Regions from separate parts of the Homo sapiens genome. Here region 2 is linked to region 1. The links are chromatin loops, found by intact Hi-C in ENCODE. Cell type or tissue: heart left ventricle. All regions are shown on one strand.

Region 1 (8,000 bases):
ACACAGGGTGGGGAACATCACACACCGGGGGCTGTCGTGGGGTGTAGGCTGGGGGAGTGATAGCATTAGGAGAAATATCTAATGTAAATGACGAGTTGATGGGTACAGCAAACCAGCATAGCATGTGTATACCTATGTATCAAACCTGCACATTGTGCACATGTACCCTAGAACTTAAAGTAAAATTTTTTCAAAAAAAGGGAAGTTCCATCTTAAAGGGAAATAAAAAACAGATCTGCCTGGGCGAGGTGGCTCACGCCTATTGGGGAACCTGCCCCCAGTAGTCACGTAGGTTCTTTTCTATTTTCCCTAAGCGTCGGCCAGGTTGAGAAATAAAGGGACAGAGTACAAAAGAGAGAAATTTTAAAGCTGGGCATCCGGGGGATACATCACATGTCGGTAGGTTCTGTGATGCCCCACAAGCCGCAAAACCAGGAAGATTTTATTAGTGATTTTCAAAGGGGAGGGAGTGTACGAATAGGGTGTGGGTCACAGAGATCTTGTGCTTCACAAGGTAATAGAATATCACAAGGCAAATGGAGGCAGGGTGAGATCACAGGACCACAGGACTGGGGCGAAATTAAAATTGCTAATGAAGTTTCGGGCACCATTGTCATTGATAACATCTTAACAGGAGACATGGTTTGAGAGCAATTGGTCTGACTAAAATTTATTAGGCAGGAATTTCCTCATCCTAATAAGCCTGGGAGCACTATGGGAGACTGGGGCTTATTTCATCCCTACAGCTAGACCATAAAAGATGGCCACACCCAAGGGGGCCATTTTAGAGGCCTACCCTCAGGCATTCTCTTTCTCAGGGATGTTCCTTGCTGAGAAAAAGAATTCAGTGATATTTCTCCCATTTGTTTTTGAAAGAAGAGAAACATGGTTCTGTTCTGCCCAGCTCACCAGCAGTCAGAGTTTAAGGTTATCTCTCTTGTTCCCTGAACATTGCTGTTATCCTGTTCTTTTTTCAAGGCGCCCAGATTTCATACTATTCAAACACACATGCTCTACAATTTGTGCAGTTAACAAAATCATCACAGGGTCCTGAGGCGACATACATTCTCCTCAGCTTACGAGATGACAGGATTAAGAGATTAAAGACAGGCATAAGAGATCACAAGGGTATTCATTGGGGAAGTGATAAGTGTCCATGAAATCTTCACAATTTATGTTTAGAGACTGCAGTAAAGACAGGCATTAAGAAAGTATAAAAGTATTAATTTGGGGAACTAATAAATGTCATGAAATCTTCACAATCCACGTTCTTCTGCCATGGCTTCAACCGGTCCCTCCGTTCGGGGTCCCTGACTTCCCGTAATACACGCCTGTAATCCCAGCACTTTGGGAGGCTGAGGCAAGCAGATCACCTGAGGTCAATAGTTTAAGACCAGCCTGGCCAACGTGGTGAAACCCCGTCTCTACTAAAAATACCGAAAATTAGCCAGGCATAGTGGAGGGCACCTGTAATCCTAGCTACTCAGGAGGCTGAGACAGGAGAATTGCTTGAACCCGGGAGGCGGAGGTTGCAGTGAGCCGAGATCTCGCCATTACATTCCAGCCTGGGCAGCAAGAGCAAAACTCCACTCAAAAGAAAAGAAAAGAAACCATCCATGAAATTCATTCAAAATCCTACAATAAGAGAATCTCTAGTAGAGAAAATACTAAGAAATTAAGGAACAATACTACTTTATTGTTTCAATATTTGAGGCAATTATGTTTCAATATTTGAGGTGATCAATCAATGAATTTAGCCTAGATTAAACTTAATCTAATTGAAATTTTAAAAGACTGGGGTGTCATTTGTACTCTTCTAAGCCAAAGTAGTTAGTCATTTAAAATATCTGTATGTGGAATTGTATACACTAAAGATTTTCTTAGGAGTAAATGTGTTTGATGTAAACAGGATATCAAAGGCTTCAAAAGCCTGCAGGGGAAAATGAAATATCATGCGGTTTTATTACTCAGATTTAAATGGCTTGATTGTCACAACTCTTCCTGCAGCAAATCCCCAATAGTCTGATTCTCAAAAGCTTCCATCGGGAGCCTCATCATTGCCAATGTAGATGGAATAGCTTGAGAGAACATCAACATCCTCACCAAAGGTACTATTCCATGCTTCTCAAGTCCCCGTCTCTCAACAGGGTTTCCACTCCCTGCCACACTTGTCACCTGGACTCCAACGTATCACTAGTTCTGAATCTCAAAAAGACTAGCATACAGTCAGTTCCCTCAGCTACTTTGCTCCACTCATTTTTTGCACAAAAAACTATGAAAAACAAAGCAAAATAAAAACATAACACTCAACTCCAAAGATTTAGCCCCCATCCTGGACAAGTGTCTTTTCTGTATGTAGGGATCCTGGGTGGAGACCCTTGAGTTTTGAGCCTCCAAAACATCTGCATTTAGGTGAATGCGGTGGTTGGGCACTTGCTTTATATTTGCATAAAAATGAGGCATTCCTATAGTTCTCATAAACAAAGAAACACCTTTATCCAAAGGGAAGAGGGAAGAATGAGGTCAGATTCTGGAACTGACCTGGATTCTGGTGTTCCTGAGTTAATATTTATTTAGCCTGAGAGGTGACTGTGCATTCACAATGATTTATCTCCAAGACATGTACTGTAAGCCCTCACTTATCATCATCAATAGGTTCTTGGAAACTGTAACTTTAAGTGAAATGATGTATAACGAAACTAACTTTGCCATAATCTAATTGATATAAACAAGAGTTAAGGGCCAGCATGGTGGCTCATGTCTGTAATCCCAGAACTTGGGAGGCTGAGGCAGGGGGACTGCTTGAGGCCAGGAGTTTGAGACCAGCCTGACCAACATGGTGAGACTCTATTTCTACAAAATTAAAAAAAAATTAGCCCAGGAGTAGTGGCCCACATCTGTCATCCCGGTTACTTGGGAGCTTCAGGTGGGAGGAACACTTGAGCCCAGGAGTTTGAGATTACAGTGAGCTATGATTGCACCACTGCACCCCAGCCTGGGTAGCAGAGCAAGACCTTGTCTCTGAAAAAAATTAAAAAAAAAAAAAGAGTTAAGTTTTTATTGTATATTACTGTTTTCTTTTTTCGGGGGTCAGAAAAACATCACCAAACATCTAAATAAATACCAAAACACTTCTAATATTAAACACTGAAATAAATAATGTGAGCCATATATACATTTAAGACAGATTAACAAACACAAGTAAAATAATGATTTAGATAGTTATTCCAGTTCAGGGTCGCAGGGGGCCAGAGCCTGTCCCTGCAGCTTAGGGCACAAGGCAAGAACCAACCCTAGACTGGATGAATGCCATCACGGGGCACAGTCACGCACACCTCACACTCACTTAGACTGGGACAATGTCAACACGTCAATTCCCCTAAAGTGCACATCTTTGGGATGCAGGAGAAAATTGGAATGCCCAGAGAAAACCCACACAGATACGGAGAGAACATGCAAGCTCCACACTGACAACAGCCCGGGCTGGGAATCAATTTCTTTTTTCCCATCAAAATTATAACAAAATGACGTTGGACAAAATGACATTATTCAAGGGCCTGCTGGATTTGAGGCAGCCACTGAAAGAAAGGATCCAGCCTCCCTGACTGCTTTTTATACCCAGATTTCCATGTTGATCTCTAGTCAGCAACATAATCATTCCCCAAAGTTGATGAAATTTTGATAAGAGTAACAGCTTTCATGATGAGATGAATCAGACATCTCTCAGCTTCATGTGTGACTCCATATGACCAGCTTATACTTGGCTGCCAATGTTCTAAATCACTCATCAGCTTCAAAGAACCCAAGGGCACACACCAGGACAAGGCTTCATCTGCGCTTGCCGCTAATCATGGTAACTCATGGCTGAGGGTGTGCCCAATATTTTGGCACCAACCTGAGCCCCTTACTGCATCTCAAACAGGCTGGGGATGGTAGGTATCAAGGATAGTCCAATTAGTTTTGAAAAAACAGTAAATGTACTGCTTTTCTAGTCCATAATGCTAACAGTTGTGATATATTGTGATACAACTATGGTGTCAGAAAAACATGCAATTGCCCTTAGGGACTGTCACTGATGATACATTTTGATATAAAACTGCAGATTTTGGCCAGGTGTGGTGGCTCATACCTGTAATCCCAGCACTTTGGGATGCAGAGGCGGGTGGACCACTTGAGGCCAGGAGTTCAAGACCAGCCTGGCCAACATGGTGAAACCCCATCTCTACTAAAAAATACAAAAAATTAGCTGGGCGTGGTGGTGCATGCTTGTAATCCTAGCTACTTGGGAGGCTGAGGCAGGAGAATCCTTGAAACTGGGAGGCAGAGGTTGCAGTGAGCCAAGATCGCACCACTGCACTCTAGCCTGGGCGACAACTGCAAAACTCTGTCTCAAAAAAAAAAAAAAAAAAAAAAACCTGCAGATTTATTATTGTGAGGAAAGGGTAAATAGCAAACATAAATCCTATTTTCCTGGACCCAGGTGTACCCACTAAGATAACTATGAGTTTACTCTCTGGCAGCACTGTGCCTAGGTATGTGCTGAGTTTAAAAATACAGAATGTTAGCAGTGCCTGGAACTCATCATCAACATTGTTTGCTGCCATATATCTCGTCTAGAGACTACACTTGACTTGAGAAGAAAGTAAGTAGGACTTTGCACAAATTCTGGCAAACAAAAGTGGAGGCTTCCATATAATTACAGAGTCTACACCGTATCGACCTCAGCTCTTGAACTGAATGTGCCCTGTGTACTGGTGGAACGTACAGCTGCACCTGTGCTGTTGGGAGACTTTCATATGAAAGTGCTGATGCTGTACATGTTATGTTCCCATCCTGGACACCATCCATTTTCATCATTCTTGGTTATGTTCTATAAAGTCATCACAGACACTTGAGTTAGGGAATACTGAAAGATTACTCCTAGGGAAAATACTCCTAGGTTCCTGCAAGCCTCTGGTCACATTTTCATCAATTGATCAATACACGACCTGTTTTTTGGGGTGTTTCCGTTTAAAGACACCTTATTTAATACATACTGTTGATTCACTAACACTGACCTCACAGCCAGCAGCAGTATAACTCATGCCTGAATTAAGCTTCTCTAACATAGATATTTTCTCCAAAAGACATAATCAGGGCCAGGCACAGTGGATCATGCCTGTAATCCCAGCGCTTTGGGAGGCCAAGGTGGGCAGATCCCTTGAGATCAGGAGTTCTAGACCAGCCTGGCCAACTTGGTGAAACCCCATCTCTCCTAAAATATAAAACTGTAGCTGGGTGCAGTGGTGTGTGCCTGTAGTTTCATCTACTCAGGAGGCTGAGACAGGAGAATGGCTTGAGCTGGGGGAGGTGGAGGTTGCAGTGAGCCGAGATCACGCCATTGCACTCCAGCATGGGCAACAGAGTAAGAATCTGTCTCAAAAAAAAAAAAAAAAAAAAAAAAAAAAGACATAATCATAGCCCTTTTGCACTTAGGAACATGAGACAGTACTTCAGCACTATGCCTGGGGCTGACATTAAACAACAAAATCACCAACATAAAGAACAAAGATGCAAAAAAAAAAAAAAAAAGGCACTAACTATATCAAGTCAAGAATACTTGTTTGCAGTATGAGGGTTGAAACAAGGTGGACAGGGTGTCATCTTCTTTGACCTGGCCAAGGCTGGGAACCACCCTTGGAGAACTCAAAATTTTTTGCCACTCCCTGCATGTCTGCAAATGACCTCAAAAGTGAAACAGTTACTGATTTTGAGTTACACATAAATTTTAGTGAGTTGTTGAATTCACAAATTCAGAATCCACAAATAATGACAGTTAATTCTACTTTCTTAAGACAGTTTAATCTGATGGTAGCTTAAAGTATATTTGGATTGCTATCCAAACCTAAGAACATTGTTGGTGGCTATGAAATTACGCTGAGGGGTCATAATCATCACTTTTGGTAAAACTGCAAAATACCAGATGCAAAGCACCTGATCTAATCTCCCTTTCTCAGGGGGTAGGCAAAGCTGGCACATAAATTTCAAAGCTGAAAGTAGCTTCTTGGGGGCTGGAATCAGGGGGGAACCTACAAGAGCTGGTCAGGAGCAGGAGGAGACATGGGCCTCAGAGAATTCAAATCATCAAAGTTGGTAAAACTAAGTCCACTCTTAAGAATAAAAAAGGTAGGCTGGGCGCGGTGGCTCACGCCTGTAATCCCAGCACCTTGGGAGGCCGAGGTGGGTGGATCACCTGAGATCAGGAGTTTGAGACCAGCCTGACCAACATGGATAAACCCCATCTCTACTAAAAATACAAAATTAGCTGGATGTGGTGGTGCATGCCTGTAATCCCAGCTACTCGAGAGGCTGAGGCAGGAGAATTACTTGAACCTGGGAGGCAGAGGTTGCAGTGAGCCGAGATCACACCATTGCACTCCAGCCTGGGCAACAAGAGTGAAACTCTGTCTCAAAAAAAAAAAAAAAAAGGACACAGCTGGAAATAGAACATAATATCAAAATTTAAGAGCTAGATGCTGGAAATGGAATATAACATCAAACGTTAAAAGCGGCCAGGCGCAGGGGCTTACGCCTGTATTCCCAGCACTTTGGGAGGCAGAGGCAGGTGGATCATTTGAGGTCAGGAGTTCAAGACCAACCTGACCAACATAGTGAAACCCTATCTCTAACAAAAATACAAAAAAAATAGCCAGGTGTGGTAGCAGGTGCCTGTAGTCCCAGATACTCAAGAGGCTGAGGCAGGAGAATTGCTTGAACTCGGGAAGTGGAGGTTGCCAAGTGAGCCGAGATTGGGTCACTGCAGTCCAGCTTGGGTGACAGAGTGACACTCCTCCATCTCAAAAAAAAAAAAAAAAAAAAGGTTAAAAGTTAGGTGGAAGTGAAATAAAAGGGAAGAATCACAAAGAACAAACCCAGAATGCTCTTGAGTTCCAATAAAGCTGAAATATTTGCAGTTGGCCTTTATGACTAGGCAGGCTTAAAACCACAAGATCCAGGTGGGAAGATTAAGATTAGAGAGGAAAGACAGGATTGATTTCCTTGGACCAGGTAGTTGAAGGCAGAAAGTTTGGTTATTTCCATTGCCTTGAATGAATCCAAGATGCAGTAATCCACATTTCAAATGGACAGGTTTACAGAGGAGATAGACATGGTTTCCTGTTCAAAATGTTTCCTCTACTGTTCATTTTGTTTCATATTTTGTATTACTATTTGGGAAACAGAAGACACGTTGGAAGTATTGCTAGATGCTACAGCTTTTCCAAATAGTCACTGGCAGGCTGGCCTTATGGTGATACTCAGCACAGATGGTGGCAGAGCAGAAAGTTGTGTTTCCTATAGTAATAATAAATCCAGTCTTTTTTTTTTTTTTTTTTTTTTTGATGGAGTCTCATTCTGCCGCGCAGTCTGGATCGCAGTGGCACGATCTCGGCTCACTGTAACCTCCACCTCCCAGGTTCAAGTGATTCTCCTGCCTCAGCCTCTTGAGTAGCTGGGATTACAGGCATGCACCACCACGTCTGGCTAATTTAGTATTTTTAGTAGAGATGGGGTTTACCCATGTTGGTCAGGCTGGTCTCAGTAATAGAGTAGCTGGAACTATAGGTGCCCGCCACCACACCCAGCTAATTTTTGTGTTTTTAATAGTAGAGACGGGGTTTCACCATGTTGGACAGGCTGCTCTCAATCTCCTGACCTCATGATCCACCCGCCTTAGCCTCCCAAAGTGCTGGGATTACAAGCATGAGCCACTGCACCCGGCTGGCCAATAAATCTAGTCTTTACTGAGTACTTACCATGTGCTGAGAACTGCTCTAAATACTTCACATATACACAACTACCCTATAAATAAGACACTATTATTATTTTCATTTTCCAAGTGAGGAAGTATAGTTTATTTTGGTTTGTCCTAGAGCAGGGGCCCCCAAACCCCAGGCCATGGACTGGTACCGGTCCATGGCCTGTTAGGAACCATATCACACAGCAGGAGGTGAGCGGCCGGT
Region 2 (8,000 bases), 1.4 Mb before region 1:
GAGCAAACCCACCGGATTGGGGACATCCCAAGGGTAGGGAAACTGTCCACATTCCTTCCCTGTCAAGCATTTATTGAGCACCAATGGTCTGCCCTGTGCTAAGCACTGGAGATACGGTAGCAAAAAAGACATAATGGCCTCTGCTTGCATGAAACTTGGGTTCAGGAGGGAACACACAATAAACCAAAGTTATTTACATTGTTAATTACATTTGAGCTACATGCCTGGAAGGAGAAGTACAGGGTGCCCAGTGAGTAAGGTGTACGGGTACTGGAGGCTCAGGGAAGGCTTTCCTAAGAAAGAGGCCTGGATGGCAGAAGAAAGGAAAAGGCTTTTCAAGAAAATAGAACTTCTCCATGCAGAGGCCTTGGGCAAAAGGGATCTAGATGCTTTAAGGAACTCAGAGGAGACCAATGTATAATAGCTCCAAAGGAAGGCAGTGGGAGAGAGAAAGGTGGAGGGGGAAGTCATGCATGATTATAGGCATTTCAAGGCCTTCAGGCTTCATCATTTCTGTAACCTCAGCACATGGAACACAGTGGGCACTCCATCATGGTTTGCAGTGGTTGTTAGTGTTTTAAATGAACAAAGCAACCATTGAAAGAATGAAGAAGTGATTTTGAGCATTTGGGCTGCCAGCAGCTATTCTACCTACCAGTTTTCCAAGTCAGAAATATTTAAAAGAGAAGAAGACTTTAGATTTTGTTTAAAAAAAAAAAAATCCCACCAGGTAGAAATTGGCTTTCGAAACAAAAAAGACTGGTCTTTTTGCATTGGGAAGGGTTTATACTTACATTATTGGTATTTTGGACAGTGGTTACCAAAAACCATAGAAAAAAGGCTAACAGAAATCTATAGCTATGGATCTTTTTTCATTTTTACTTTTTACCGAATCTGAGCTCAACTGATGCTCATTGCCAACAAGAATCTATGGTTTGGGGGGAATCTTTTATTTGTAATTATTTGGTCTCTGAAGTAGGTCATGTGATTTATGGGATAAGTTGATTAGGGAAATAACTGCATGAGCCCTGAAGAGAAGACCAAGTTTGTATCATTTGCCCTAGAAAGTAATGGAGATTAAGAGATAGGCTGGGCACAGTGGCTCATGCCTGTAATCCCAGCACTTTGGGAGGCCAAAGCGGGCCGATCACTTGAGGTCAAGAGTTCGAGACCAGCCTGACAAACATGGTGAAAACCTGTCCCTACTAAAAATACAAAAATTAGCCAGGAGTAGGGGTGGGCACCTGTAATCCCAGATACTTAGGAGGCTGAGGTAGGAGGATTCGCTTGAACCTGGGAGGTGGAGGAGGTTGCAGTGAGCTGAGATCGCACCATTGCGCTCCAGGCTGGGTGACAGAGCAAGACTCTGTCTCAAAAAAAAAAAAAAAAAAAAAAAAAAGAGAGAGAGACAGAGAGTGTGACTCCCTGTCTATAAAGCCCTATTTCTGGGCTGGAGATGCATCACCTCTACAACTGACCAAGACAAATAAATGTATTCTCCTTAAAGCCCCCAGAAGGAATGCAGCCCTACCCACCTGTCGGTTTCAGCCCGGTGAGACCCACTTCAGACTTCTACACACCTATTCATTTGTGTTGTTTCAAGTCACTAAATTTGTAGTAATTTGCTACAGCATCAACATGAAACCAATATAAGAAGCCAGATGCAGTGGCTCATGCCTATAATCCCAGCACTTTGGGAGGCCGAGGTGGGTGGATCACTTGAGGCCAGGAGTTCAAGACCAACCTGGCCAACATGGAAAAATCCCATCTCTACCAAAATACAAAAATTAGGCCAGGCACAGTGGCTCACACCTGCAATCTCAGCACTTTGGGAGGCAAGGCAGGAGGATCACTTGAGGTCAGGAGTTCGAGACCAGCTGGCCAACATGGTGAAACTCCATCTCTACTAAAAATACAAAAATTACCTGGGCATCATGGTGGGTGCCTGTAATCCCAGCTAGTCAGTAGGCTGAGGCAGGAAAATCACTTGAACCTGGGAGGCAGAGGTTGCAGTGAGCCGAGACCACACCACTGCTCTCCAGCCTGGGCAACAGAGCTAGACTCCATTAAAAAAAAAAATACAAAATACAAAAATTACCCAAGCATGGTGGCACACACCTGTAATCCCAGCTACTAGGGAGGCTGAGGTAGGAGAATTGCTTGAACCTGGGAGGTGGAGGTTGCAGTGAGCCAAGATCACGCCACTGCACTCCAGCCTGGGCAACACAGAGAAACTCTACTAAAAAGAGAGAGAGAGAAAAAAAAGAATTAGAAAGAAAAAGAAAGAAATCAATATAGAAAGTATAGGGGAGACAATAATCTGATTGGCATCACATTTTTAATTAACAACAAATATTAACTGGAAAACAATGGAGCAATATCTTCAAATCTGTGCAAGGCCATGGCAACAGATTTAAATATCAAAGGGAAATTGAAGAAAGTCTAACAAAATTAAAACTTAAGTAATTGACCAAAGAAGAAGAAAACCTAAACAGATCAATAACATGAACGATTGGAAAGGTCAAGATCTACCATTTTAAAAATCACCACACTTGCATAGATTTACATCCAAGTTTACCAAGCCTTAAAAAAAAGATAATTCTTCCTATATTATTAAAGTATCTTAGACTACAGAAAAAAATGAAACTCCCCAAGTTGACTATGACTTCGAAGAAGTTAGCAAAGCACTTTGCACAAAGCTCTTAGAACCATTCTGCCTTGTTCAAGTCATGGCTATAATACTTACTGGCTGTGTGACCTTGGGCAAGTTATTTATTCTCTTCCTTTCTCCACTCCCTTCTCTGTTAAATGACGAGGAAACTCTACTTCATGGAGATTGTTGTGAAGATTAAGTGAGTTTATAACTATCAACTGCTTAGAACAGTGTCTGGTGCCTATTAAGGCCCACATGCATACATATTTGATATTACTACTTTTATGAAATTAGAATCACCTTATTAGTTAAGCCTGATGAAGAAAGCACAAAAACAGAAAGCCACAGACAAATTCATTTATGAATACAGATACACATTTGTAAATAAATATTAGAAAATTAAGCTCATCAGTTCATCAAAAGAATAATACACTTATATTAGGAGCACAAGAATGGCTTAACATCATAGCTGGGCATCATGGTGGGCACCTGTAATTCCAGCTACTTGGGAGGCTGATGCAGGAGAATCTATCACTGTGATCCATTATATCTACCACTTAAAGTAGAAATTTCAGATGCTGTATGGTTGTAAGATAAACCTATAAAAATGAAGAGCTTTTCTATCAGTAATTATCACATAGTACTTTTTATTTTATTTATTTATTTTTTTGATACAGGATCTCGCTCTGTTGCCCAGGCTGTAGTGCAGTGGTGCAGTCACAGCTCACTGCATCCTCCATATCCTGGGCTCAAGCGATCCTCCCACCTCAGCCTCCTAAGTAGCTGGGACTTTGATACAGGATCTCGCTCTGTTGCCCAGGCTGTAGTGCAGTGGTGCAGTCACAGCTCACTGCATCCTCCATATCCTGGGCTCAAGCGATCCTCCCACCTCAGCCTCCTAAGTAGCTGGGACTACAGGCGTGCCACCGCATCCAGCTAATTTTTGCATTTTTCTTCGTAGAGACAAGGTTTCTCCATATTGCCCAGGCTGGTCTCAAACTCCTGGCTCCAGTAATCCTCCAGCGTCAGCCTCCCAAAGTGCTGGTATTATAGGAGTGAGCCACTGCGCCCAGCCCCACATAGTACTTTTAATAATTAAATAAACTTAGCAAAGTCAGTGTGGGCAATATGAGAAGGTCATGGAATGCTAGTCCAAGAAATCTGGTATTTATGAAATATATAGCAGGAAAAATTCAAGATGCCAAATAACATAAATAGGTCTATGTCTTTGGAGATGGATAGCAGTGAGGATTCTGAAGACAGAGAGACCCTTAGGAAATTATTGCAATAGTCCAGTCAAATGGTAGAGGAAAATTGAGCTGAGACAGAGGTCTTTCCAGAGGAATAATCGCTGGTACTGCTTTGGAGAAATAAACAGAATTTGTTAACTAAAGTCCAGACTGGGTAGACTGTTTTTACTACTAGGCTAAGGAACACGGGTGAAGAGAGTATTTCGGGAAAGATGACATTGAGTTGAGTCAAGCTGATTTTGAAGCACTCCCAGAACACCCACTGGTTAGAAAGGCAGATCAGAAGCTTCAAATAAAAGCAGGGACTAAAAAATTAACAGAGAGATTATTTAAGAAGCAACGATTCTGGAGCTACGAGAGGACATGAGGTCACCCAGGGAGAATGTGTAGCCTGCAAGGAAGGCTGAGACAGAACCTCAGAACATGCTGACATTTAAGGGATGGAATGAAAACAGCCGGTCAGTAAGAAGTTCTAGTGGTTGTTGGAGAGCCAAGAGCATGCAGAGCCCCATAAACTAGTGAAGAGATCCAAAAAGGATCACAAACCCAGCAGTTTGGAATGCCAAAGCAGGATCAAGGCGGAGGAGGAGCATTCAGCAAAGCAGCCTGCAGGTCCTTAGGAGAAACAAGTTCAGTGAAATGGGCATCTTGCAGCCCATTAAGCAGAGATAGAAAGTAGGTGGACTAAAGAATCCAAACGGCTTTTCAGTAAAAGTGGGTAAGAGCTTCAATTTGGGGATCAGGTTAACATGGATTCACATCTCAGCTCTACTGTTGGACATTTGTCAATCATTCCATATCTCTGAGCCTAACTTTCCTTATATGTAAAATAGGATAGTCCCAGTACTATCTTCGTAGGAGTTATTGTGACAATGGAGATAATCCATTAAAGGGGCTTAGATTGGCATCTAACATAGTTAAGAGGTCAGTAAACTTGGGGGTATTTGCGGGGCACAGTGGCTCATGCCTGTAATCCCAGCACTTTGGGAGGCCAAGGCTGGTGGATCACTTAAGGTCGGGAGTTCAAGACCAGCCTGGGCAACATGGTGAAACCCCATCTCTACTAAAAATACAAAAATTAGCCAGGCATGGTGGCGCAAATCTGTAATCCCAGCTACTCAGGAGGCTGAGCCAGGAGAATCGTTTGAACCCAGGAGGCAGAGGTTGCAGTGAGCCAAGATCGTGCCACTGCACTTCAGCCTGGGAGACAGAGTAAGAGTCCGTCTCATAAAAACAAAATGAAACAAAACAAAACTTGGGGGTATTATTGTTATTTCAATAAAATAGATGATGATCCCATCTGCTGAGAAAGGGATGAAAGCAGGTGGAAAGGGAGGAACAGCTGCTTACGTGTGTTTAAATAGACTACTTCCCAAAGCTTTTTTTTTTTTTAAATAAAAAATGACCAGACAGCTGAGATGAACTTGAAATAGACCTGGCCATCCAACCCAGCCAGACCACTCTTCCCAGAATCACTCACTGACTGAGCACTGGAGTGGTGGGAGCGGAAGAAATAAATTGTTGGGAGAATTGTTGGCTTGAAGAATGGCAAGGGTTAAAATGATCTGGTGTGGGAAAAGGACAGGATTTGAGCACAATAGGGAGAGCTCACTTAGACTTGGAGGCCGGGGCAGAGTTGTAGGAGTCATACCAGGGAAAGATCAAGCTAATTTATAGGAAGGAAAAAATCTAGAAATGAGGAACTTGAGTCGGAGGGGGTGATTCAGAGAACTGAGCATATAACCAGTCATGCTTCTTCCATTTTTTCGTATGGTCACTCTCTTACCTAGATACCTATGATACATTCAATAATCATTACTTTGGCCAGACACGGTGGCTCACACCTGTAATCCCAACTCTTAGGGAGCCCAAGGCAGGAGGATTCCTTGAGCCCAGGAGTTCAAGATCAGCCTGGGCAACATGGTGAGACCCTCTCTTTACAAAAATTTTAAAAATTACCCAAGCATGGTGGCATTCACGTGTGGTCCCAGCTACTCAGGAGGCCACTTAAGTCCAGAAGGTCCAGGCTGCAGTGAGTCATGTTCATGGCACTGCACCCCAGCCTGGGTGACAGAGAGAGAACCTATCTCAAAAAAAAAAAATCATCATCATCATTTCTTAAAACAACATTAATCATAGGTCACCTTTTTAGAGGCAAGCAGGCATTCTGTTAAACACAGTCCCCATATCAATTCTATGGGTCAAGAAGCCCTTGATGCCCATTACAGGTAAGTAAACTTTCACAGAGTGACAGGACTAAGATTTGAACCTGGGCAATCTGAATCCCAAGGCTGAGTAACCACAGCACATAACTATAAGCAGGGCATTTCGGTACGCAGCTTCTTGGATGACCTCAATACTCCCTGCCTCCTGGTAGCCCCACTCTTGTGTAATTCCCTCCCCGCTTGTGTGTGGGCTTTATTTAGTGGCCGACTTCTAGCAAGCAGAATGCAGAAGAGGAGAGATGTCACTTCTGGAATTAGATTACAAAGAGATGGCATCTTCCGTCTGGAGCACTCTCTCACTCTCACTCCAAGGGAAGCCAGCTGCCATGTTGTGAGCTGTCCAAGGATCCCAGTGACAAAGAACTGAGGAAGTCCTCTGGCCAGCAGTCAGCAAGAAACCGAGACCCTAGACCCTTAGCTCCAACAGCCTACAAATAACTGAAACCTTCCAAAAACCATGGGAGGGAGCCTAGAAGCAGATTCTCCCCAGCTGAGACTTCACATGAGACCACAGCTCCAGCATGTACTCTGACTGCAACCTGGTAAGAGACTTTGAGGTCTGACTGCAACCTGGTAAGCAACCTCAAGCCAGAGATACACAGGAAAGCCATGCCCAAATTCCTAACCCACAGAAACTGAGACAATAAATGTTTGCTGTTTCAAGCTGCTAAGTTGTGGAGTGATTGGTTATGCTGCAATAGTTAGTGAGTGCATCTACTCTGTGCCTAACACTTCCTAGATGTTAGGAATAAGACTTGGTCCCTGACGTCTGAGCATTTATAGGGGAAACAATGATATAAACAAATGATTCCAGCACAACATGGCCCAGGGTGGAGAATTGCACTAGTGGGCAACTGTAATGGAGGGAAACCAGAAAATATTCACAGAGGAGGTGAAATTTGGTTTGCATCTTGAAGGATGAATCAAAGCTAGCTAGACGGATGAAGGGGAATGGATAGTCAAAGCAAAGAGAACAGATACATGCCAAAGTACAGAAGATGAAACAGCAATTAAATATTTGTGGTTGAGTGTAGCTGACAGTAGAGACAACCAAGTAATGGAAAATCTTGCATGCTTTGCAAAAACCTCTGAACTTTCAAAAGACTGTCATGTACAATACATACTTGATTTATTTGAGAAGCTGCACTCTTTAGAAGTCATTTTTAGGTCAGAGGTCACAAGCTGGCATCCCTTGGAGAATATGGCCAGCACACATGCTTCTTTGGCCCTCAAAGTTATTTTACTAGTTTGAATTAGTTATTAACATTTAACAAATAAGAGATTTCAGATGAAGATCCACATTTCCAGCTTTGATTAAAATATCAGAAGATCCCAACAGGTGTGGGGATCACACCTCATTCAAGCTCAGGAGTTCAAGAACAGCCTGGGCAACATAGCAAGCTCTTGTCTCTACTAAAAAAAAAAAAAATTAATAAGCCAGGCATGGTGGTGCATGCCTATAGTCCCAACTACTCCAAAGGCTGACTCAGGAGAATCACTTGAGCCTGAGAAGTTGAGGCTGCAGTGAGCTGTGATCATGCCACTGCACTCTAACCTGAGCAACAGAGTGAGGCCCATCTTAAAAGAAAATATCAGAAGATCTAAACACTGGGATAGCGTTTCCATGTAGCAGTTGGCTGGAGTGAAATGGTAGCTGTCCCTTTTAGACAGAACATGCACACTCTACCAGAGTTCCCATCTGGCCAACTGAAGGGATTTGACTTTGCATCTCCTGCACAGAGAAGATAAATGTGTACTCAATATAAACATCGCATCTGTGAAGGGATGCATTGGTGAACTCCCATCACCTCAGCAAATGAGTGACCGCTTGGAAGGATCAAACAGAAAAAGTATTGATTTTGGGCAGTGATT

What was found. Hi-C counts contacts between places; a loop is a spot of excess contacts. Peaks named below come from ENCODE experiments on the same cell type or tissue, not always from the same donor. Only the 100,000 strongest peaks of a DNase experiment are listed, where the experiment ranks them.
Region 2: a loop joins it to region 1, with 4 times the contacts of the local background. A loop is called at or near these places in 2 of 110 quality-filtered maps.

What each region holds. Positions count from the first base shown.
Region 1 is chr16:21,321,223-21,329,222 of GRCh38, reverse strand. No RefSeq gene overlaps it. Among named protein-coding and RNA genes, the nearest start is that of CRYM, 47 kb to the right of the region's middle. In heart left ventricle, no CTCF peak of the experiment used is centred here; no DNase peak of the experiment used is centred here.
Region 2 is chr16:22,691,418-22,699,417 of GRCh38, reverse strand. No RefSeq gene overlaps it. Among named protein-coding and RNA genes, the nearest start is that of LINC02890, 82 kb to the right of the region's middle. In heart left ventricle, no CTCF peak of the experiment used is centred here; no DNase peak of the experiment used is centred here; H3K4me3 peaks cover 694 bases; H3K27ac peaks cover 1,478 bases.